Regions from separate parts of the Homo sapiens genome. Here regions 2 and 3 are each linked to region 1. Evidence: chromatin loops called from intact Hi-C (ENCODE). Cell type or tissue: CD14-positive monocyte. All regions are shown on one strand.

Region 1 (8,000 bases):
GGAGCAAGGAAGCCAGTCTGAGTCCCAAAATCTCAGAAGTAGGGAAGCCAACAGTGCAGCCTTCAGTCTGTGGCCGAAGGCCTGATAGCCCTGGCAAATCACTGGTTGAAGTCCAAGAGTCCAAAAGCTGAAGAAGTTGGAGTCTGATGTTCAAGGGCAGGAAGCATCCAGCACGGGAGAAAGATGGAGGCTGGAAGACTCAGAGAGTCTGTTCATTCCACTTTCTTCTGCCCGCTTTATTCTAGCTACTGGCAGCTACTTGGATGGTGCCCACCCAGATTGCGGTGGGTCTGCCTCTCCCAGTCCACTGACTTCAAATGTTAATCTCCTTTGGTAACGCCCTCACGGACACACGCCGGAACAATACTTTGCATCCTTCAATCCAATCAAGTTGACAGTAGTAACCATCACATTGTCTAACCTGAAAACTTGAGTGGATTTGCTCAAAACTGCATTCACCATCCAAGTGATCTGGAGAGTGGCCTGTTTATCTTTTCTGACGGACGGGGTTGAGTTTATATTGCCTCAGCAGCATTTCTTGGGCATCCTCTCCGTGGAGATGACTGTGATGTGTGAGGCTGAGGTGTAGGGAAATAAGGAAAGCACCAGAGTGAGCTGATGTTGCTCAGGGGAACAAGTAACACCGGATCTCTCTGGCTTCAAACACTGTGTTTGCAGTCCCTCTACATCTTTGGCCAGGAGTGAGGAATTGGGAACAGAGCTGTGGATTATGTCCAGATTCTGAACTTTTGGAACATCCCTGTGCTTTCTATTTTGTCTGGATTAGTAGCAAATCCCTTAAATCAAAATGACCTGTGTCTTTGCTTCCAAAGGACAATACAAAAGGATAAAGTTGGCTTGGGGAAAGGAGACCTAAAACATGACTCAGGGAGGATGAGGAAGCACAGAAAAAGGGCTGAGAGCGGCCCCAGTGGAGGACTTAGAAACAGAAGGCCCGGATTCTCGACAGAGTTCCTGCTCCAGAGGGTATATAATGGGAGAAAAAGAGGGGAAGAGAGACAGATGGAGCCTCTTTGAGGATTTTAAGGAATATTTCAGTCAAAACACTACGCAGTTGGAGTTTCATTTGCAGGAAGTTAAACAAATAAATCAAAAGAAGAAAACCACACAAGCAATTTTTTTATGGGAGTGTATATATATATCTGTACATAATATTGTATTTGCTATAATAGCAAAAGCAAAAAGCATTTTGAATGAGGACAGAGGAATAATAAATAAACCAAAATATCAATACAATTGAAATTTTACGTATCCATTGTAAGAAACACAATGACTCTCTAGAACTGTGTTGGCCAAGTGGCATTGAAATTTGTGTTTGAATGAATTACAATGAAATAAAATAAAAGATTCAGTTCCTCAGTTACGCTAGCCTTATTTCAAGTGCTCAAAAGCAGCATGTGACTACTGTCATAGGTAACGAGCATTTTCATTATCGGAGAAAGTTCTATTGGATGGCCCTGCTCTAGAAAGCTGGGGAAGTGTTTACATGTGGCTGCTGTTCACATGAAGCAAAAAGTAGCATGAAAGGCAGCACATGTACCAACATACAAATTACATACATGCATACATAAAGATTAGTCGAGGCCAGGAAGCATTCAAATTATTTCCACCAGGGAGATCAATGCATCAGGTGGATTTACAAGTTACCTTTTAGCGTAGTCTAGGGTTCAATGACTAATACATAACGTTTTTGAAAACTTTCTTCAGGAAGCCAGTTGTAACTGAGGCTGCTGGGATGGACATCGAGAAGTGGTAGAGGAGGCATCAGGGGATGGAGTAAGGTTCTTGTGCTGGCTTTGTTGTGCTGGCTTTGTGACTAAAATAGCTCTGTGACCTCGTGAAAGTCACACTAACTCTCCTGGCCCCTTTTGTCAGATGATCTCTAAGGTCTCTTTCAATGTAAAGAAATGGGTATGTTTCTCTGTGTTCTTACTCACAGGGAGGGGAACATCACACACCGGGTCCCGTCGGGGGGTGGGGAGCAAGGGGAGGGAGAGCATTAGGACAAATATATAATACATGAGGGACTTAAAACCTAGATGATGGGTTGATGGGTGCAGCAAACCACCATGGCACATGTATACCTATGTAACAAACCTGCACGTTCTGCACATGTGTCCCAGAACTTAAAGTAAAACAATAACAAAAAAAGGTGTGTAGCTCCTCTCACACTCTCTCATGCTCCTTTTCCCACCGTGTGGAGATGCCTCACTCCCTGTTTTCCTTCTGCCATGATTGGAAGCTTCCTGATGCTTTCCCAGAAACAGAAGCCAGAAGCCGCTATGCTTCCTGTATAGTCTACAGAACTGTGAGGCAATTAAACCTCTTTCAGTTATAAATTAAAAAAAAAAAAAAGAGATGGATGTGTTTGTTTTCAAGTGGAGTAGGTTGTTCACAGGAGTTGGCGAGACAGGGGCGGGTTATCAGGTAGCAAGGGTCTGCAGTCTGGTCACAACCATGAATCCCAGGGACAAAGGAACAGAGGTAGAGGGATTCCAAGGACAGAGAAGCTGGTCAGTGACAAGATGGGAAATTTGTATTCCAGACACTTGGGGGCTGTAAGAAAAAGTGCATCTGTTTTTATTAGATGCTAGAAATGGCTTTGAACGGTATCTAAGTGAAACTGCAAACACAGCTGAGAAAATCCCAGCTCTGTCTGGTTCCTCAGAAACTCCACCCCCTCTTTCTCCGGAGGGCTCTCTAGTTACAAATGGCTCACTGAACACCCTCCCACTGGCTTGTTTCTAATACTCTGGAGTAAGACAATTCTTCCATTTGTTCAACTATTTCTCAGATGTCAGATCATAAAATTATACTTCTTGAAAATCACTTATTCTTGAACATTTCCTCTCTGAATTGATTTTACAGTTACAGCATTTTATGTAAATCATTTTACATTTCTTTCTTTCCTTCTTTTTTTAGAGACAGGTCTCTCTCTGTCAACCAGGCTACAGCTGGAGTGTAGTGGCACAATCATACTCACTGCAGCCTCTAACTCCTGGGCTCAAGTGATCCTCCTGCCTCAGCCTCCCAAGTAGCTGGGACTGCAGGCATGCACCACCATGCCCAGCTGCTTTTTAAAATTTTTTGTAGAGAAGGGCCTCTCTATGTTGCCCAGGCTGGACTCAAACTCCTGGCCTCAAGTGAGCCTCCTGCCTTAGCCTCTCCAAGTGCTGAGATTACAGGTGTGAGCCACTGGACCAGGCCTATTTCTTTTAAAAGTTTGAAGATAGATAGTATTTTAAGCCTTTGCCTTCCTTATATATTTTTCTATTAAACGTTGCATGGAGAAATGCTTCTGCTGAATAATCAAAATAATCATCCACCTTTATGATTTTTGATGCATAATAACATAATCTTCACATCTTAGATATGTATCATATATACTATGGTACACTTTCCTATTTATACTTTTCTTATACATTTAAAAAAACTACTGAATATGTACCTGTAAAACCCTTTAGTAATGCAAAGTGTATGTGTGAATTGGTGTACATGGATGTATGTGATCTATACATTCATTAAATAATGAACCACTTACTATACACCATGCCCTGTGGAAACTCAATGCTAAAAACTCATAATCCTTGTCTGCTAGGGATACTATATCAAATGGACATTGCCTTGATCATTTCTGAAAAGTCCCAAATTAGAAAAATATTGGATGTCAAAAGCATATCTTAAAGCCAGAGGCACAGAACTCAAAGGACTTTTCTCTTATAAAAATTTTATATCTTTAATACAAGTTGTCTTCCCAAAATGACTGAATGTATACTATACCTCAGATATAACTAGATTTAGTATAAGTTAATTCAGTTTACCAATACATTTATGGTTTACTTTGTGAGAAACTAGAATCCAAAAGTGAGTAAGACCTATCTCCTGCTCGCAAGCAACACATAGTCTGGTAGGTGAGGCAAACCGGTAAACACATGACTGCCAGCAGGCACAGTGGGCGCAGAGTCACTCAGGAAGGCTTCATGGAGAGTGCTGGTCACCTATGCACCAAGTACGTGGTGTTGCTAAGCGACAAACCAGGAAGCCCGGAGCACATTTCCCACTGACTGAGCTCTCGCAGTAGAAGAGGAAGGTTCTGCCTGTCCTGCTCTTCTGATCTGCTGATCAGGTGTGGAGTAGCACCAGCTTCAAGGTGGTAGGTCCATGGCCCAGAGCACAGGCTGAATGACTTGTCAAACCAGGACTTCCTGCCAACGCAATTCTGCAGGCTAACTTCCTGTTTTTGTTTTTGCTGTTTTTCTTTTTTCATCAGGAACCAGGCAGGGGAGCTTGGTTTTCTTCCACTGACACCACCATCGATTTCTTCCCTTCTTTGGCCCATTGTGCAGCTGAGAGAGGCCCAAGAAACTCATTAAGAGCTTCCCACTGCCTTCAGGATACCATGTAACCTCCCTTCAGGGCTGGGTCTCATCCACCTCTTCATCTTGCCCTCAGCCAGGCCCCATAATGTTCTCTGTGCTGCAGCCATGCCACACTCCTTGTGGTTCCTCAGACATGCCACACTCTTCAGCCTTTTCTCCAATCTCTTTTACATGCTCTTCCTTTGCCCGAAAATAATTTCCCTCCTACTCTTGGCCTGCTGAAGCCTCGTCAAGCTTCAGGCCTCAGCGTGCATGTCATTTCCTCAGGAAGGTCTTTGCTGGCCGCTACGATGAGGTAGCTCCTAGATGACCCAGCACTTCCCTTATCTGAGTCCTCATTAAACCTCATGGTGACCTTTCTTCTCCAAGCTGCAGGGGAGGGCACAGACCACATCTGACTGGCTCATCCTTGTATTTCCAGGGCCGGCCTATAATTTGGTGGATTCAGGTCCAGCTTCCTGGGTGGGGGACCTGTGGAGTTACACAGGGACTCATGCTTAGACAGGTGGCTTTAATGCTTGGCTTAATGCTGCTGTCATCTAGAAAGTTCTTTTTTCGTTTTCTTTTTTTTTTTTTTTTTGAGACAGGGTCTAGCTCTGTCGCCCAGTCTGGAGTGCAGTGGCACCATCTCGGCTCACTGCAACATCTGCCTCCCGGGTTCAAATGATTCTCTTGCCTCAGTCTCTCGAGTAGCTGGGATTACAGGTGCCCACCACCAGGCCTGGCTAATTTTTTGTATTTTTAGTAGAGACGGGGTTTCACTATGTTGGCCAGGCTGGTCTTAAACTCCTGACCTCAAGTGATCTGCCCACCTTGGCCTCCCAAAGTGCTCAGATTACTCGAGTGAGCCACTGTGCCTGGCTGCTATCTAGAAAAGTCTTAATTTTTGAACAAGAGGCCCCATATTTTCATTGTGCACTGAGCCTCACATATTATGAAACTGATACTACATGGATGAATAAATAAATCAATGGATATGTATTAATCCTTACAATATATTGAGCCAAGGAAATTAAAGCTTCTGAAGGTCTCATTTTGAACAAGATAGAATAATTTAGCAAAAGTTGCAATGTATTATGCAGATGCCTTTATGATCTATTTTGCTATTTTTCACATACTATTTGTTCATATGAGAAAAGAGAAGCTTTACCTGAAAGATATGTATTGTCTGTTCTGTGAGATGTATATCCATTAAAAATTATATTTTATTCAACTACAACCATTATGAATTTAAAAAAGAGAAAAAAGAAGTCCAGAATGACTTGCTTTGTCTTATTCATTATAACTGGAAAGAAAGGTACAACTTCTTAAGAAAGAAAAAGAAGCAGGAAAAATTTTGCAAATAATGTTACCTAGATGTCTATCTCTGTAGGATTGAATGAATATCAGCAGAAATATCTGTTTGGGTAGTAAATGCAATATTAGAAAAGAATGAATCTCAAAGGAGAAAGATGCAAGATATGGCTATTTCATTCATAAACCCAAGGATGTCATTCAAGAGAGGCCATTTCTGGGCTTTGAACTTTTAAGGCTTGCAGAGAACTTCCTGGTAAGCATTGTGAAGGCAGCCAAGGAGTGTCTTAGTTAGTTCAAGCTGCTGTAACAAAGTGCTATAGACTTTAAAATGGTAGAAATTTGCTTCTCACAGTTCTGGAGGCTGGGAATTCCAAGACCAAGGCACTAGCAGATTTGGTGATTGGTGAGGGCCCATCTCCTCACAGATGGTGCCTTCTCACTGTGTCCTCATGTGGTAGAAGGGGATATGGAACTTCCTCAGGCCTCTTTTCTAAGGGCATTAGCTCTATTCATGACAGTTCCACCCTCATGACTTAATCACCCCCCAAAGACCTCACCTTCTAATACCATCACTGTGGGGTGGGGGGTGCGGTGGGTGGGGTTAGGATTTCAACATGTGAATTTTGGAGAGACACAAACATTCAGATCACAGCAGGGGTCATCTAATAATTTTTTAAGGGTTTCTCTGAGCCACCACTACCATCTCTAGCAGGAAGCAATGGCTGTTTTTACCTTCTTTGATGGATTGTGAAGAAGGCAGCTCATTGCACAGGGGAGGGTGGGAAGGTAAATTCCAACACAACTGGGCCCGGAGCCTCTATACCATTTGAGAAGCTGATTTATTTCTCATTCGTATGGTCAAGAGGACCAGCTCCTCCAACTATGATGATCTATCTATGCTGATTACTTGCTGTGTGATTCCGCTCTTCAGCTCTCAGCTTTCTCATCCATAAAACAGGGTAGATAAAGGCTTTATATAACACCTCCCACCTGTCTTTCGAGTACCCAAGTCTCCACCAAAGGACAGGTCTTTCCTTGTTCCTGGGCATGTGGAAACCCACATCCTGATCTCATCCTCTGGATTTATCCTCACCAAGTCCCCATTTGCCAATTCCTGAAGCCATTATTATTATTATTATTATTATTTTTGAGACACAGTCTCGTTCTGTCACCCACGCTGCAGTGCAGTGGCATGATCTTGGCTCACTGCAAGCTCCGCCTCCCGGGCTCACGCCATTCTCCTGCCTCAGCCTCCCAAGTAGCTGGGACTACAGGTGCCCACCACCATGCCTGGCTAATTTTTTTGTATTTTTTTTAGAAGAGATGCGGTTTCACCGTGTTAGCCAGGATGGTCTCGATCTCCTGACCTCGTGATCTGCCCACCTCGGCCTCCCAAAGTGCTGGGATTACAGGTGTGAGCCACTGTGCCCGGCCTCCTGAACCCATTCTTTCTTGTACATGCTGTTATCTTTGTCTGTGTGTCCTACTGAACACTCTCCCTTCACTTTCCACACTTCCTTGATTTCCCTACCTAATCCCTCTCATCCTTCAAGAGGTTAAATTCCACCCTACCCAGAGCTCTCTGGAGCGGCACCCTCCACCCCACGTTCTGCAAGATCAAGCATGGAGACACCTGTGTGCTCCCACATCACGTGCTTGCTTCTGCCCTGGCTCTCATTACACTGTATTGTCATTGTCTATTTCCTTGTTTGTTTCCCTCAGGAGTCCCAGGGTTCTTTGCGGGCCTGGACTCTGCCTCTTCAACATCTAACACAGTCACTGGGACATAATAGGTGTCCAATTCATGTTTGTAGAATGAATGAAGCAAGGAAGGAGTGAATGAAGGCCTCGTTTTCACCAGTTGTCTTTTAGAAAGCCTCCTGGAGGAATAGGGAAGGTCAAGTGGTAGAAGCTGCCTGACTGGTGGGAGAAAGGCTGTCTCTGCCCTCAGCTGGCCATTCTGCATGGCCTAAGCCCAGCTGGCCCAGTTCACAGTGCCCTGTGGGCAGTAGCACCAGAAGGCATCAGGGAGCTCCTTGTATTTTATTGACCTCCTGTGCATTTGCTGGGATGTCCTCACCATGTCTTGGTGGGATTGGCAGTAGGAAGTAGGGGAGGGGAGTAATTCTCCTCACTTGATGTACCTTCTGCCAGGCTGACAGGATTCTTCCTGCAGATAGAATATGATAGAGACATGATCACCAGGCTTGGCCAGGACAGTGACGTACATGGTGAAGTCACGTATCCAGTGAATGTTCATTGAGTGCCTGCTTTGAGCTGGACATTCAGCTGGTGCTAACTGGT
Region 2 (8,000 bases), 90 kb before region 1:
TGTGAAATGACATAATGTATGCCAATGTGTTTTGTAAACATTGCAATTGTCTGCGCTTTTTTTTTTTTTTTTTTTGAGATGGAGTCTCGCTTTGTTGCCCAGGCTGGAGTGCAGTGGCACGATCTCGGCTCACTGCAACCTCTGCCTCCCAGGTTCAAGTGATTCTCCTGCCTCAGCCTCTCGAGTAGCTGGGATTACAGGTGTGCGCCACCACGCCCAGCTAATTTCTGTATTTTTAGTAGGGACGGGGTTTCACCATGTTGGTCAGGCTGGTCTCGAACTCCTGACCCCGTGATCTGCCCTCCTTGGCCTCCCAAAGCACTGGGATTACAGGCATGAGCCACTGCGCCCAGCCAGTTGTCTGCACTTTTGTGTCCCCCACAAGTCTGTAAGTTCCTCAGAATCAGGGGCTGCATCTTGTTCAGATGTGTGCTCCCAGGGCCTGGTTTTTTGACCTAAAGATGCACTTTAAGAGAAGGTCCTAGGCCGGGCGCAGTGGCTCATGCCTGTAATCCCAGCACTTTGAGAGGCCGAGGCAGGCGGATCACCAGAGGCCGGGAGTTTGAGATCAGCCTGGCTAACATGGTGAAACCCCATCTCTACTAAATACACAAAATTAGCTGGGCGTGGTGTTGCATGCCTGTAATCCCAGCTACTCGGGAGGCTGAGGCAGGAGAATCACTTGAACCCAAGAGGTGGAGGTTGCAGTGAGCCGGGATTGAGCCACTGCACTCCAGCCTGGGTGACAGTGAGACTCAGACTCCAACCAAAAAAAAAAAAAAAAAAAAAGTTCCTAAATGTAGCTGACACTGTTACTCATTGTTTTCTTGCAGAAAAGCCCACTGGTGTTTGTTTATTAACAAACCAGGTCATTGTTCAGCTGGGTTTCATTGAGTGCCTTCTGTGTGCTTTCTCTTGCCCCTGGGGTGTTCAGCTGAGAAAGAAGTATGGATGATAAGCAAAGAAAAATGGAAACCCACACATTATAGATTCATATGTGTCTGAGGTCACAAAATGGTGACTTAAGGGAAAAAATCTGCTTCTAGACATGCTTTCTTTGGCTCAAACACTAATTTTTAAAAATGTAAACCAACAATTTAAAATCCAGAAATTTGGATTTTGCTTTCTCTTGAAAATGTGCAGAGCTGGTCACACCAAGTCAGGCCCTCCATGGAGACAACGGAACAGTGCAGCACAGCTGCAGCCACTTCAGGGATGCCCTCACTTGCTTACCACGGGGGTGGCCCCGTCCCTCCTCATCCTCTCCTGAACACCAAGGCAGATAGGAAGTACCATTATCATCATATTTGTTATGCTTGCACTTAGGTAGCATTTATTGCATACCAGGCACTAGTCTGAGCACTTTGGTTAACTATCATCCATCCGTCTATCTGTCTGTCTATCTGTCTATGTATGTATCTATCTCTGTGTCTATCTACCTATCTATCTATCCATCCATCCATCCATCCTTCCATCTATCTACCTAGCTACCTACCTATCTATCTATCTTAAAGGTAAGGAAGGCTGGGTGTGGTAGCTCACGCCTTAATCCAAGCACTTCTGAAAGCCAGGTGGGTGGATTGTTTGAGTCCAGGAGTTCCAGCAGCCTGGCCAACATGGCAAAACTGTGTCTTTACAAAAACCACAAAAAATTAGCCAGGTGTGGTGGTACATGCCTGTAATCCCAGCTACTTGGGAGGCTGAAGTGGGAGGATCACTTGAGCCTAGGAGATCAAGGCTGCAGTGAGCTGTGCTGAGGCCACTGCACACCAGCCTGGCCAACAGAGCAAGAACTTGTTTCAAAGAAAAAATAAATAGGCTGGGTGTGGTGACTCATGCCTATAATCCCAGCACTTTGGGAGGCCAAGCTGGATGGATCACCTGAGGTCAGGAGTTTGAGACCAGCCTGACCAATATGGTGAAACCCTATGTCTACTAAAAATAGAAAAATTAGCCGGGTGTGGTGGCACGTGCCTGTGGTTCCAGCTACTTGGGAGGCTGAGGCAGGAGAATTGCCTCAATTCTCAGGAGGTGGAGGTTGCAGTGAGCCAAGATTGCACCACTGCGCTCCAGCCTGGGTGATAGAGTAAGACTCTGTCTCAATAAATAAATAAATAAATAAAAATAAAGGTAAGGAAAGTGAGGCACAGTTAGTGTGTGGTGGTCCGGGATTCAAACCCTGGCTAACTAGTTCTCCAAGTTCTTGCTCTTAATCACTCAGCTATATCAAATCTCAGTACTCCTGTTGTGGGGAAGATATGAGGCATCAAGCCTAATAGAAATGTAAACTTGTACCTGAGTCTCTGTTCCAGGACACCGTGTTCTGTTTAATTAGAGAGGGAGTCATAAACGAAGTGATTTTGTAGAATTTTTTTTTTTTTTTTGAGATGGAGTCTTGCTCTGTCGCCCAGGGTGGAGTCCAGTGGCATGATCTCGGCTCACTGCAACCTCCACTTCCTGGGTTCAAGCGATTCTCCTGCCTTAGCCTCCTGAGGAGCTGGGACTACAGGTGCCCGCCACTGCAACTGGCTAATGTTTATATTTTTAAGTAGAGACGGGGTTTCACCATGTTGGCCAGGCTGGTCTCAAACTTCTGACCTCAGGTGATCCGCCTGACTTGGCCTCTCAAAGTGTTAGGTGTTTACAGGCATGAGCCACTGCGCCTGGCCTGATTTTGTAGAATTGTAAAGATAGAGTCCAGTCCTGTTAAACACACCATGCAGAAACCTCTTTGGAGATCCAGGGGCAGCACACATTGACAGAAAGCAAGGTTAACTTCCCCGAAGACGGGTGCAAACAGAAGATAAACAGGAGGTGAGGTGCTGCAGCGGAGACCCATGACTTGTAGCTTGGATCAGATACCTGAGGAAAGTAGACTGACCTGGGTGCGTTAGGGAGGGCGGCAATAAGGCTGAAGTCCTGTTTGACCAAGGTGATGTGGGCTGAATCGGCATCCTTACAGGAGGCCTGCTGAACTTCATTCATTGCTTTCACAATATAAGAAAGTCAATTTTGTAACACAGGTGTCCCTATAATACTGGCCTGACTGTTTACTTCTGCTTCAGTCCCTGAGCATATGAGTAAATACTTCAGGCACTATAACGAGCAGAAACTTGAGACAGAGCTTATCTTGTAATGCTGGGTCTTGCATCATATCCAGGGTGTGGTGTTACTTTAGAAGGCAAGTTAAATAATTACGTGTTTTCAGATTGAGCAAACAGTGCATGTGCTCTGAGAAGGCTAAGGATTCATACTCTGAGAGCCCAGTAAATTAACTTATTCAGTGGGATGGTAGGCTCAGTACCTGGGTATGTCAAATGGTCTCAATATATTACATATAAAAACATACACACACATGCATATACATACATACACATATGTGTGTGTACATAGATATGCATGTATACATATAGATATATACATATGCATGTGTATGTATAGATATATACATATGCTTATGTTAAATATTTATGTATCACCTTGTATATAATCATACTTACTTACAAAACAGCCCGGAAAAGCTTGGAGATGTTAAGTGAATCAATTAAAGCTAATTCAGGCAAGCCTCAGTCATTGACCCACCCAATGTGTACTGTCTTTATGACATGTGATATATTTAGTACAGTACTTTGTGTTTTTGATGTTCCCTAACAACATAATAAAGTAAAAAAATTAATGTTGAAAAACATTAGGGTCACCCTAAACTGCCTTCTTTAGAAAATACAAATGTGACATTCTTTCATTAGTTACATTATTCTCTTATTCTATTGTTATTAATTCGTTACATTCTTTTAAATAGCTACATTTTTTATTCTCTTATTCTTTCTTTCTCTTGGACAGAGAGATTGGAACTGTGTCTAACTCTGTCATGTAGTAACTATTGTCATGTAGTAAATGTTCATAAGCATCAGTAGTGATGATCTGCAGCCCCACCCCTGCCTGGTCTCTGTTTCCTTGGTTTATTGCTCTTAGATAATTTCTTCCTTTTTCTATTTTTGCATTTTCAAGAACAATGCAAGGCATGATAGTTATCTGATTCAGGACTTTTAAAACACACTTGAAATATGACAACTGCTTGTTATTCTAGCTCGATAACAAATCTAAGGGCAAGCTATTGAGCACTGATTTGTCCTTTTCTTCCTCATTCCAGCTGCTATGGACCTAAAGTGGAGGGCTTTGAAATTTCCTGCTTAATTGGGCTGCATGTCATTGCTGTCCTTAGAAGTTGCTCTGGGATGCAGGTGCTGGTTTCTTGGATCTCCTTTGCTGGAATTTTGCATGTCTTGTTTTGTTGTTGTACCAGCTTTGTGGATCAGCCAACATCCTTGGCTTGCCCTGTGGGGAGTGGGGTGGGACACATCTTGGATTGCTCTATTCCAGGGATGTCCAACATTTTGGCTTCCCTAGGCCACATTGGAAGAAGAAGAATTGTATTGGGCTACACATAAAATACACTATCACTAAAATAGCTGATGAGCTAAAAAAAAAAATCGCAAAAAAAATCTCATAATGTTTTAAGAAAGTTGATGAAGTTGTATTGGGCCACATTCAAAGCTTTCCTGGGCCACATGCAGGCTGAGGGCTGTGGATTGAATAAACTTGCTCTATTCCCTTTGCAGTAGATGCCATCTGAGTATGGGTCTCCTTTGCTTGGGTCATTGACATGTTCTGGACTTTTTATGCTCCTTTTGGAAGGTCCTCAAAGGTCTGCATAAAGACTTTTGGTGCACTTAAAGCTATGCTAGCAGAAGCGTGAAATCACCTCCCAAAGGAAGTGGGTCCTGCCTCCTCAGAACCAGAAAAGGGAAGGCCATAACTGGAGCAGTAACCTACCGCAGCCAAGTCTCAGTTTCCTCATCTGTAAAGTGTGAGAGTCAGGCAAAATTGCCTCCAAGATCCTTTTCTGTTCGAATATTCATTGAGCCAAAGAAGGTTAAGAACACATATAAATTGAGAATTCTGTAATTTTAAGATTCATCTGGAAAAATGGCACCCTGGTACCAACCATCAGGACTAAGAGGGAGAGTTTGCAGTCAAATGAAATTAAGGTTGAACCCAGTTCTGCCAGTTCCTTGCTCCATAACCCCTAGAAAATTACTTCTGTCTGAGCCTTGGGATTCTCTGTCTCTTATTTATTTATTTATTTTTGAGACAGAGTCTCGCTTTGTCGCCCAGGCTGGAGTGCAGTGGTGCGATCTGGGCTCACTGCAACCTCTGCCTCCTGGGTTGAAGTGACTCTCATGTTTCAGCCTCCCCAGTAGCTGGGATTTCAGGCACGCGCCACCATGCCCGGCTACTTTTTTGTATTTTTAGTAGAGATGGGTTTTTGCCATGTTGGCCAGGCTGGTATTGAACTCCTGACCTCAAGTGGTCCGTCCTCCTCGGCCTCCCAGAGTGCTGGGATTATAGGTATGAGACACAGCACTTGGCTGGGATTCTCTCTTTAAAATGGAAATACTGCTATCTACAGAGCAGCACTGTTGTAAAGATTTAGTACATGTTCATAATACATTTGAGGTGCTACAAGCCTAGCTGGCACATAGCAGTCATTCTGAAAATGGCAAAAGTTACTAGGATGACAGTAATCTTATGATTACTTGTGGCTACATGGTTTTTGGACTAGCTAAGGGTTTGAAATAGATGCGATCTAAGGAAGATGACATATGCAGAATTCTTTGAAGTTAAAGCAAGGCTGAGAATGACTTTGAGGGTAGAGCAGCTACTGAAATAAATGATGCAAAGGATGTGATTTTAAAAATTCAGATGAGGGTCTGGGCACGGTGGCTCACGCCTATAATCCTAGCACTTTGGTAGGCCAAGGTGGGTGGATCACCTGAGGTCAGGAGTTCGAGATCAGCCTGGCCAACATGGTGAAACCCCATCTCTATAAAAATACAAAAATTAGCCAGGCATGATGGTGGGTGCCTGTAATCCCAGCTACTTGGGAGGCTGAGGCAGGAGAATCGCTTGAACCTGGGAGGCAGAGGTTGCAGTGAGCCAAGATTGCGCCATTGCAATCCAACCTGGGTGACAGATTGAGACTCTGTCTCCAAAAAAAAAAAAAAAAATTCAGTTGAGGGGCTCTGATGGGCAAGATAATTTATTCATTTATTACCCATGTATACACTTGTAATAGTGTCAATATTTTGATGAGAAAATCTCATTATCAGTTTTGTGCCTTGTCCATGATTTATCTCCTGGATACAGTCATTTTTTGTATTCAATGATGGTGATAGGCCAGGCATGGTGGCTCATGCCTGTAATCCCAGCACTTTAGGAGGCTGAGATGGGGGGACCGCTAGAGCCCAGGAGTTGGAGACCAAGTTGGGCAACATAGTGAGACCCCTGTCTCAAAAAAAAAAAAAAATTAGCTGATGTGCATGCACCTGTATCCTCTCAGCTCCTCAGGAGGCAGAGGCAAGAGGATCACTTGAGCCGAGAAGTTTGAGGCTGCAATGAGCTATGATTGTGCCACTGCACTCCAGCCTGGGTGACAGTGAGACTGTTTTTTTTGTGTTTTTTTTTTTTGAAAAAAGATGGTATATTGATGACATATTGTCTCAGTCCATTTTGCATTGCTACTCAATATCTGAGGCTGGGTAATGTATATATATATATATAGAGAGAGAGAGAGAGAGAGAGACAGAGAGACAGAGACAGAGAGAGAAAGAGAGAGGTTTATTTGGCTCATGGTTCTGTAGGCTGTATCAGAAGCATGGCACCTGTATCTGCTCTCATGAGGGCTTTAGGAAGCTTCCACTCATGGAAGAAGGTGAAGAGGAGCTGGAGTGCGCAGATCACATGGCAAGAGGAGGAGCAGGAGAGAGAGAAGGGAGTTGCCAGACTGTTTTTTAACAATCAGATCTGGAGGGAACTAATAGAGGGAGAAGTCATTCATTACCAAGAGAAAGGCACCAAGCCAAGATTCATGTTTGGGCCCCATGACCCAAACACCTCCCACCAGGCCCCACCTCCAAACACTGGGGATCAGATTTCAACATGAAATTTGAAGGGAACAAATGTCCAAACGATATCACATATGGTTACTTTTGTTATCCATATAGAGACGAATGTATCTGAAAAGACCAACCCAGGATAAGCAGTTCTTTTTTCCAATACTCAAATATGAAGTTTGGCTTTATTTTGCAGCTACTATCAATGTTTATTACACCCGTCAAGTTTATTGTTTCTGCAAATATCTGGACTCCTACCTTAGTTTAGATCTTCTTTACCTGGGCTCTCTCTTAGGAGATGTTTCATGTCCTCGAAATTCTTTGCAGAATTGCTTGTATATGAGCATATTTGTATTTTGGAAGAATGCCGGCCAGAGAAAAGGGATAAGACTCAAAACAACAACAACAACGACACACAAAAAAGCCAAGAACTGCTGCTGAGAGTGTCCCAGACTAGGGAAGAATAAAAATGATGTCACAAGATGGAAAGATGGAATAACACAGGCACAGGGATGTCCCTAAGTACCCATCTACTTCTGCAGCTTTCATACAACTTTCACATATTCTGCTCCCTCTAACACACAACGTAATGGTTAAATCTCTTTGGCAAGGTTTTCACGGTTTCAGATAGCTCTTTATAACATAACCCAGGGTCTGGTTGAATGGTCTGGAGGATCACTGGTGAGTGGATGTGGAGACTTTGCGTGTTTCCCTTTGTCCCTAGAAAGGGCACTTTTGCTGTTTTACAGGAAGCCTAAAGTGTCAGAGAGTAAAGTTTCCAGGGAAATAAATGAAAATGGATTGGCCGGGCGCAGTGGTCACGTCTGTAATCCCAGCACTTTGGGAGGCCAAGATGGGTGGATCACAAGGTCAAGAGCTCGAGACCATCCTGGCCAACGTGGTGAAACTCCGTCTCTACTAAAAAAAACACAAAAATTAGCCGGGCATGGTGGCATGTGCCTGTAGTCCCAGCTACTCAGGAGGCTGAGGCAGGAGAATTGCTTGAACCTGGGAGGCAGAGGTTGCAGTGAGCCGAGATTGCGCCAC
Region 3 (8,000 bases), 53 kb before region 1:
ACTTAATTTCTCTGTGCTTCTATTTCCTCAAATGTAAATGAGGATACAAATTGTTCTTACTTCTTAGAGTAGTTGTGATGATGGAATTGGGATAATACATGTAAAGCTCTTGGAACAGTAGGTTGCATTCAAGAATTTAGTTAACTAACGTATATGGAGTAATATACATTGCTATGTGCCAGGCATCGGAGAATGATGAAGGAGGCCCAGTTCTGCCCCTCATGAAACTTACCTTCTAGTGTTTGTGGGGTGGGAGGTAGAATAATGCCACCCCAAAAAGATGTCCATGTTCTAGCCTCCAAAACCTATGAACATGGTAGGTTACATGGCAAAGGGGAGTTAAGGTTGCAGATGGAATTAAGGTTGCTCATCAGCTGATTTTGCAATAGAGACAGCAGCCTGGATTATCCAGGTGGGCCCAGTGGAATCACAAGGGTCCTTAAAAGAAGGAAGAGGGAGGCAGGAGAGTGTCAGAGTGATGCCATGTGAGGAGGACTCAACCGGCTGCTGCTGACTTTGAGGATGGAAGGGGGACCCAAGCCAAGGAATGCAGAATCTTTTCCTATGAGATTGGAAAAGAGGCTGCACGTGGTGGCTCGTGCCTGTAATCCCAGTACTTCGGGAGGCTGAGGTCGGTGGATCACCTGAGGTCAGGAGTTCGAGACCAGCCTGACTAATATGGTGAAAACCTGTGTCTACCAAAAACACAAAAAAACTAGCTGGATGTGGTGGCATGCACCTGTAGTCCCAGCTACTCAGGAGGCTGAAACAGAAGAATTACTTGAACCTGGGAGGTGGAGGTTGCAGTCAGCTGAGATCATGCCACTGCACTCCAGTCTGGCTGACAGAGCAAGACTCCATTTCAAAAAAAAAAAAAAAAAAAAAAGCTGAAAAGGGAAGGAAATGAATTTTCCCCTAAAGCCCCAAGAAGGAACATAGTCCTACTGAAATCTTAGCTTTAGTGAGACCCATTAAGACCCATTTCAGACTTCTGATCTCCAGAAGTGTTAAGACAATACATTTGTGTTGTTTAAGCCACTATGTTTGTGATAATTTTTTGCAGCCGCAACAGGAAACTAATACTAATGCAGATAAGAAGTAAGTGAACAAACAAATATAAAGTATGATTTCAGGTAATGAAAAGCGCTATGAAGAAGATGAAGCAGGATATGGATGACCGAGCCTTGGGAGATTAGAAAAATAAAAGATGAAGCAGGATACAGGGAACGATGGAGACGGCGGATCTCTTAGATGGTCAGGGAAGGCATCTCTGGGAAGATGACATTTGAGAAGATGTCTGAATGAAGTGAGAGGACAAGCCATGGGTCTGCGTTCCAGACGGGGGGATGGAGGCTACGAAGTCCTTAAAGAGGGGAAGAGCTCGGAGAATTAAAGTAGAATTAAAGGTCAGTGTGACCAAGGCACAGTGGGCAAGTGAGAAAGTCATAATGAGTGAGACCAGACGATGCAGAAGTTAGATACTACAAGCCCTTGGAGTTTGGATTTTACTCCCAGTGTGACAGGAAACCATTAGAGGCTCCCCTCCAATGGAGGGGTGACAGGACCTGATTTACATTTTATGAAGCTCACTTAGGCTGCTGTGTGAAGACTACACTGGAAGAGGTTAAGAGTGGAGGAAGAAAGCGAAGTCAGGAAGATACTATGGAAGAAGATGGATTACACTCAGCTGGTGGGGATAGAGTTGGTGAGCCATATCTTGGTGGTTAGAGCTGACTGGGCTTTATAATGGTTTGGATATGGGGTTTGAGGGAAGGGAGGAAATCAAGGATGCCTCCTAGGTTTGGGCTGGAGCAGCTAGGTGAAGGACAGGCTTTTTTTTGTGTGTGTGTGATGGAGTCTCTCTCTGTCGACAGGTTGGAGTGCAGCGGCGCCATCTCAGCTCACTGCAACTTCTGCCTCCCAGATTCAAGCGATTCTCCTGCCTCAGCCTCCTGAGTAGCTGGGACTACAGGTATGCACTACCACATCCAGCTAATTTTTGTATTTTTAGTAGAGATGGGGTTTTACCATGTTGGCCAGGATGGTCTTGATCTCTTGACCTCATGATCCACCTGCTTCGGCCTCCCAAAGTACTGGGATTACAGGTGTGAGCCACTTCACCCAGCCAGGGACAGGCTTTTTACTTACATGAAGAAGACAGGAGAGGAAAAGTGTGAAGGTTAAAATTCAGAATGCTTATATAATAAATGATGAACGTTATTATCAGCATTTGATACTCCTGACACACTGGTTTATTGTTTTCTATCTCCATACTATGCTCATAATTCCTCAATCTGGAACTTTCTGCTCCCTCTTCACTATCATGTGATAAATGCATATCTATCCCATCTCAACTCATTGCAACCTCTGCCTCCTGGATCTAAGCGATTCTCCCACCTCAGCCTCTCAAGTAGCTGGGGCCACAGACGTGTGCCCCCATGGGCAGCTAATTTTTGTATTTTTATAGAGATGGGGTTTCACCATCTTGGTCAGACTGGTCTTGAACTCCTGACCTCAGGTGAAGCACCTGCCCTGGACACCCAAAGTGCTAGGATTACAGGAGTGAGCCACCATGCCCAGCCCATATCCATCTTTATGGATGCCTCTTTTCCCATTCTACCTCTTTCCTATGTACACTAGGAGAGATCTCTTTTCCCTTGAAATCCTAGTATTTAGGTCTAATATTTAGGTCTCCTTAACAGTTTGCACTGGGATCTTATTTATGTAAGTCTTTTACCTTCACTATCAAATGGTAATCTCCTTGAAGGCAGGGATGTTCATTACTCTTCCTGAATTCCCTGCTGCATAGTCACTTGCACATAAGAGATACCCCATAAATGATTGCTGAATGGAATCAATGTTACAAAGAAGATGACTGCATTGAACTAGGGAGTGGGGAAGTTGAACTAGGCATTTTCTAAGGCTTTCTGCTCTAAAATTTTATAATTCATTTGATTGCAGGTTGCATGTCCCTACCTGTGAGACAATTTCTAAGCTGCGTATTCCTTACTTGATTACTGAGTGCATGGAGAATGCAATTTACCCTCATGCCAGTCCAAGGAAAGAAGAAAAGATTGGGTTCATGAACGCACACAAATACAGTTTGCTGATGCCAAATATGAATGGTTTCAGATTGTGCACAGTTTTATACTAGCCATTCTTTCTTTCTATTCTCTCCTGTCTCCCATTAACAGGGACAACCTTACAATAGGTCAAAAATAGGAAATGGTGGTAGGATGCCATTATTACCTTCAATTGTTCCATTTCCACACCTGTGAAAGAGTATCACCTGTACTATATATTTAATGATTTAATTTTGGCAGTACACATATGTATCTATTTCCAATTCCAAGATAAATATATATTCAATGATTACATAATGCAACATGCACTTAAGGGAAGTTGTTGCTCTTAGCAATAACCTAGAGTTTTGCTTTTATCTATGTATCAATTAGCTTTTGCTATGTAACAAGTAATCCCACAATATGATGGTTAAAAGTAGCAACCAGTTATTTCATTCTTAATTCTGTAGTTTGGCAATTGGGCTGGGATTCCTGGGCAGTTCTGGTCTGAGCTGGCTTGGCTGATCTTGACTGAATTCACTTAAGTATCTATGATCAGCTAATAAGTTGACTGGGGCTTTGTGGTTTGACAGCTCAGCGGAGACAGCTGGAAAAACTAGGTCACTCTCCACAGGATCTCTCTTCCTCCACAGTCTAACCTCGTCTTCTTTATATAATGGCATTAGGAGTCTACAAGTGAGAAAGGAAGTATGTAAAGCCTCTTGAAGCCCTGGTTCTGAACTTTTCACTGTTACTTCTGCTACATTTTATTGCCACAGGCAGGTCACAAGCCTCACCCAGATTCAAGGGATGAATAAATTGTCTCTTGAAAGGAGAGGCAGAGTTGCATTGCATAGGCTGTAGATACAGGGAGGGAAGAAGAATGGTGGCCATTTTTGCAACACGTCACAATCAGCTGGGGTGCTTTTGCCTTAAGTTACAGAAAATAACTCCAAGTTGTTTAAATGATGAAAACACATTATGTATCTCTTGAAATACATTTGGAGGAAAAGTGATTCCAGGGTTACTTCAGCTGCTTAGCAATGCCATCATGGCCCTAGGGTTTTTTTTTTTTAAATTTCACTTTCCACTCTGTCATATCCAGCATATTGGTTTTTGTCCACATTTTAACAAGATGTCCATGACAGTTTCAGGCTGTACTCACAGATGATAGAATCCAGAGGAGAAGAATGGAATGGCTCTGTCTTGTGTCTTCTTTTACAAATGAGGAACATCTACTCAGAAGCCCTTGCAGTACTCCCACTGGGTCCCATTACATCACATTCCTATGCCTGAGCATAGGAATTCATCTTCATCTGGGCTTCCTCTTCATGTTAGTGGCAGCCTGGCTACAGAAAAGCTCTGCTTGTTGACGTCATACTACTAGCTATTGAGGTGAGAAGGTGGGAATTGGGTGGTGAGAATTTTCCTCAAGAAATATAGCAGCTTAGGAAGGTTGAAAGTAGGGTAACTGGTTCTACTCAGAATAGTAGATTTGAGTTTATCCTTCTGGATGTTCCTACCATTTGCAGTGATTTCTTTAATAACAATAATAACAACAATAATGGATGGTAAACATCTGTGCAAACATAACACTAATTCATCTGGTAGGAGGTGATGTGGATCAATGCATTTCAAATAAATTAAAACAAATAATTTTCAAAATTTTCTCTTTATGTGATTATTTTGACTACTTATGTCTGCTCCTTGAGTCATGTAATAAGAAGTATATTTCTTCAAATCTTAGAGGCAACAATGAGCTCTGTGTTTCACAGCTTAAACAGTCAAAAAGTACAGGGTTGAAAAATAGACACCGGCTAGGAAACTAAAGCTTTTGTTTACAGAGTACATTTGTCCTTAATTTAATTAAGTCTCACAACATCTATTCGTTCTCTTGTCTTTAAAATTTGACCTGGGGTGGCATGTATGGCAAATGCAAGTATCATTTTTCTAGAAAGTCTCAAGTGAAAAGTGCTTATCCTTTAACTCTTCTCCGTAAACAAAGTGTCTTGTAAAAAGGCCATCACCTTGGCAACTGTCAACTGAATCAGCTTTATGAAGACAGAGCCAAACTACGAATAAACCTGCAGCTAAGGTGTAATTATTTTGCCATTAAAGAAAGTGAAATTTTTTAAAAAGTGACTTCTGACTATGCTTTGTGAAAGATGAAACTATTTAAATTTAAAGTAAACATAGTTTAAATTTAAAAAAAGAAGAAGTTACCCTGAATGGCCAGTTTGAACATTGCATTGTTCTACAGTTTCCTTCCATTTATGATTCGTTTGAATGTCTATTTTCTCTCCTTGTTAAACTGCTTACACTTCAAAAGCTTTTCCCCTTTCTATAAGTATTACTCTTAAAGTGAAATCAGCCAGTGGTTTAGTGCATTCCACACTCTGGGTTTTTAAAAAATAGTATTGGTGTTGATTCTCTGGTAGGATTTTGTCATTAGAATGTGTACGGGTTTTTGACTGTCAATCTTCTTGCCTATAATGACTTGGATATCCATGGACTTTCAAAGGCAAACCACAATGATTTTAGAAAATAATTAACAAAGTGTGTAATTGGTCACAGCTCAAATATTGGCAATAAAAGTATAAATTTAACATGTGATTGACTTAAATTATATCATTTTCTCGAGTCATGTATTGCAGGGGGTTACACAGTCAGACATCAGGGCATGAGGCTGGTTAGGAAGAAATTTGGGGGGGAATTTCACTTGAGAATGTTGTGTATTTTCTAAGCACCAAAAAACTATGCTAAGAAACATAAAGTCATTTTTGCATCCCAACCCCAGTATTATGCATGGAAGAAAGACTGGAGGAACAGCTCAGAGTCATTATCCCTGATGTGGCTCCTATTAGGGGGCAATTTCCCATTGTGTGTAGTTTGGCTAGAGTGCCTTAGTTGTATGTGGAAGCTGAAGAGGGAGACCCTTCAATGCTCACTGCATAGCAACATGGTTGTAGTCACATGAACTAGGCTTGGACACTGACGCTGAAATTCCGAAACTTGGATGATGGCACAGGAATGGGACTAAGTGAGGCAAAGAAGCATCTAGGGTGCTAGGGGGTAACATTTAAGGAGGCACTCATTCTTAGAGTCATGAGAGTGCTGATCTGCATTGGTACGACCCTGAGAGTGAGTGCCTCCTTTTCTTTCTTTTTTTTTTTTTTTTTTTGAGACGGAGTCTCATTCTGTTGCCCAGGCTGGAATGCAGTGGCATGATCTCAGCTCACTGCAAGCTCCACCTCCCGGGTTCACGTCATTCTCCTGCCTCAACCTCCCGAGTAGCTGGGACTACAGGTGCCCGCCACCGCACCTGGCTAATTTTTTGTATTTTTTAGTAGAGACGGGGTTTCACCGTGTTAGCCAGGATGGTCTTGATCTCCTGACCTTATGATCCACCCGCCTTGGCCTCCCAAAGTGCTGGGATTATAGGCATGAGCCACCCCGCCCGGCCATGAGTGCCTCCTTAAATGGTGTGCCATAGGCTGCTGGCTTGCCTCTCCTAGTCCCACAGCCTTGGTGTGATACTTGGAAAGTCTGGAAAGTCAGCAAGCAGATCATCACAGTGGTGGTGGCAGAGATGATGCCAGTGCAGTATGCAGTAGTGATAGTACTAGTGACAGCCGAAACAGTGAGAATGGTGGCCGTGGATGCAGTGTTGCTGATTCCAATGGTAGCGTGAACACTGGGATAAGCTTAGATCTGGTTCTCATGGGAAAGACTCCTGGTTCTCCTGCCTTTGGTTTTGTCAGTTCCTTGATAATCCATCCGATCCAGTATGTTTCTGCCTAAGTGAATCAGAGTTGGTTTCTGTTGCTTGCCACCAAGAACTCTCACTAACACAGTGGGATTGTGAGCAATTTATACTTTTTTTTCACCTTTATCCTTTTTCTTTGTTTTTATTTTTTTCATATTAATAAGCAGATTGATTTTTCACGGAAGGCCAAAACTTGTTGTCAATTTGTTTTGTCATCAAGTAGATCAAAGTGTGTAGGGCGGGCTCCCAACTGAGTCCATTAGGCAGTTCAGTGATGTTAACATCAAGAACCTGGATACTTTCCATCTCTCCACTGTTCCACCATTGATGTGGGCTTCATCTTCATGTTAGTGGCAGCCTGGCTATGCCAGTTCCAGGAGTTACATGCAGGAATGGCAATGCCAAAGGGAGAATAGGAGGGCCTCTTCCTATGGTGCTTTCTTAAGAATGAAGAATAATTTTCCAGGAGTCTCACTCCAGAATTCTCTTTAATTTTCTTGGCCAAAATGAGGTTATGTGCCTAAGCATGTCTTAACTGCTGACAAGGGCAATGGAATTCTCCTCAGATCAATCAGACCCATTCCTAAAGCTAGTGTTTGTTTACCCCAAGGAACATGACTCTGTAGGAAAGAGGAGATTATATGAATAAAACTAGGGTTCTCTTAGGAAAGAAGAAGGGTAGAGTGGAGGCTGGATAGTCAACCTGCAGTATCCATAATGTATTTTGATTGGTCTTTGAGTGTTTTTGCCCACCTTTGGATGTGTGGCTGCAATCTGAGTACTAATGTATATATTGGCTTTCTTAGGCAACTGTTTGTCCTGTCTTCTGATACAAGTTTTGTTTTGTTTTGTTTATTTTGTTTTGAGACGGAGTTTCACTCTTGTTGCCCAGGCTGGAGTTCAATGGCGCCATCTTGGCTCACTGCAACCTCTGCCTCCTGGGTTCAAGTGATTCTCCTGCCTCAGCCTCCTGAGTAGCTGGGGTTACAGATGCCTGCCACCATGCCTGGCCAATTTTTTGTATTTTTAGTAGAGACAGGGTTTCACCATGTTGGCCAGGCTGGTCTTGAACCTCAGACCTCAGGTGATTCACCCTCCTCAGCCTCCCAAAGTGCTAGGATTACAGGCATGAGCCACCATGTCCGGCCCTGATACAAATTTTAAAATGCTGA

Evidence for each region. A loop is a pair of places that touch in the nucleus more often than their neighbours do. Peaks named below come from ENCODE experiments on the same cell type or tissue, not always from the same donor. Only the 100,000 strongest peaks of a DNase experiment are listed, where the experiment ranks them.
Region 2: a loop joins it to region 1, with 2.6 times the contacts of the local background. A loop is called at or near these places in 2 of 110 quality-filtered maps.
Region 3: a loop joins it to region 1, with 2.2 times the contacts of the local background. A loop is called at or near these places in 3 of 110 quality-filtered maps.

What each region holds. Positions count from the first base shown.
Region 1 is chr4:38,526,016-38,534,015 of GRCh38, reverse strand. No RefSeq gene overlaps it. Among named protein-coding and RNA genes, the nearest start is that of LINC01258, 6.8 kb to the right of the region's middle. RefSeq lists an enhancer at 4,379-4,608. In CD14-positive monocyte, no CTCF peak of the experiment used is centred here; DNase peaks (open chromatin) are centred at 4,205 and 4,685; H3K4me3 peaks cover 1,272 bases; H3K27ac peaks cover 3,089 bases.
Region 2 is chr4:38,616,313-38,624,312 of GRCh38, reverse strand. The region is part of intron 6 of KLF3-AS1 (KLF3 antisense RNA 1); the gene reads left to right. Among named protein-coding and RNA genes, the nearest start is that of KLF3, 44 kb to the left of the region's middle. RefSeq lists an enhancer at 1,333-2,185. In CD14-positive monocyte, no CTCF peak of the experiment used is centred here; a DNase peak (open chromatin) is centred at 3,142; H3K4me3 peaks cover 1,312 bases; H3K27ac peaks cover 3,703 bases.
Region 3 is chr4:38,578,981-38,586,980 of GRCh38, reverse strand. No RefSeq gene overlaps it. Among named protein-coding and RNA genes, the nearest start is that of LINC02278, 19 kb to the right of the region's middle. In CD14-positive monocyte, no CTCF peak of the experiment used is centred here; a DNase peak (open chromatin) is centred at 4,340; H3K4me3 peaks cover 637 bases; H3K27ac peaks cover 185 bases.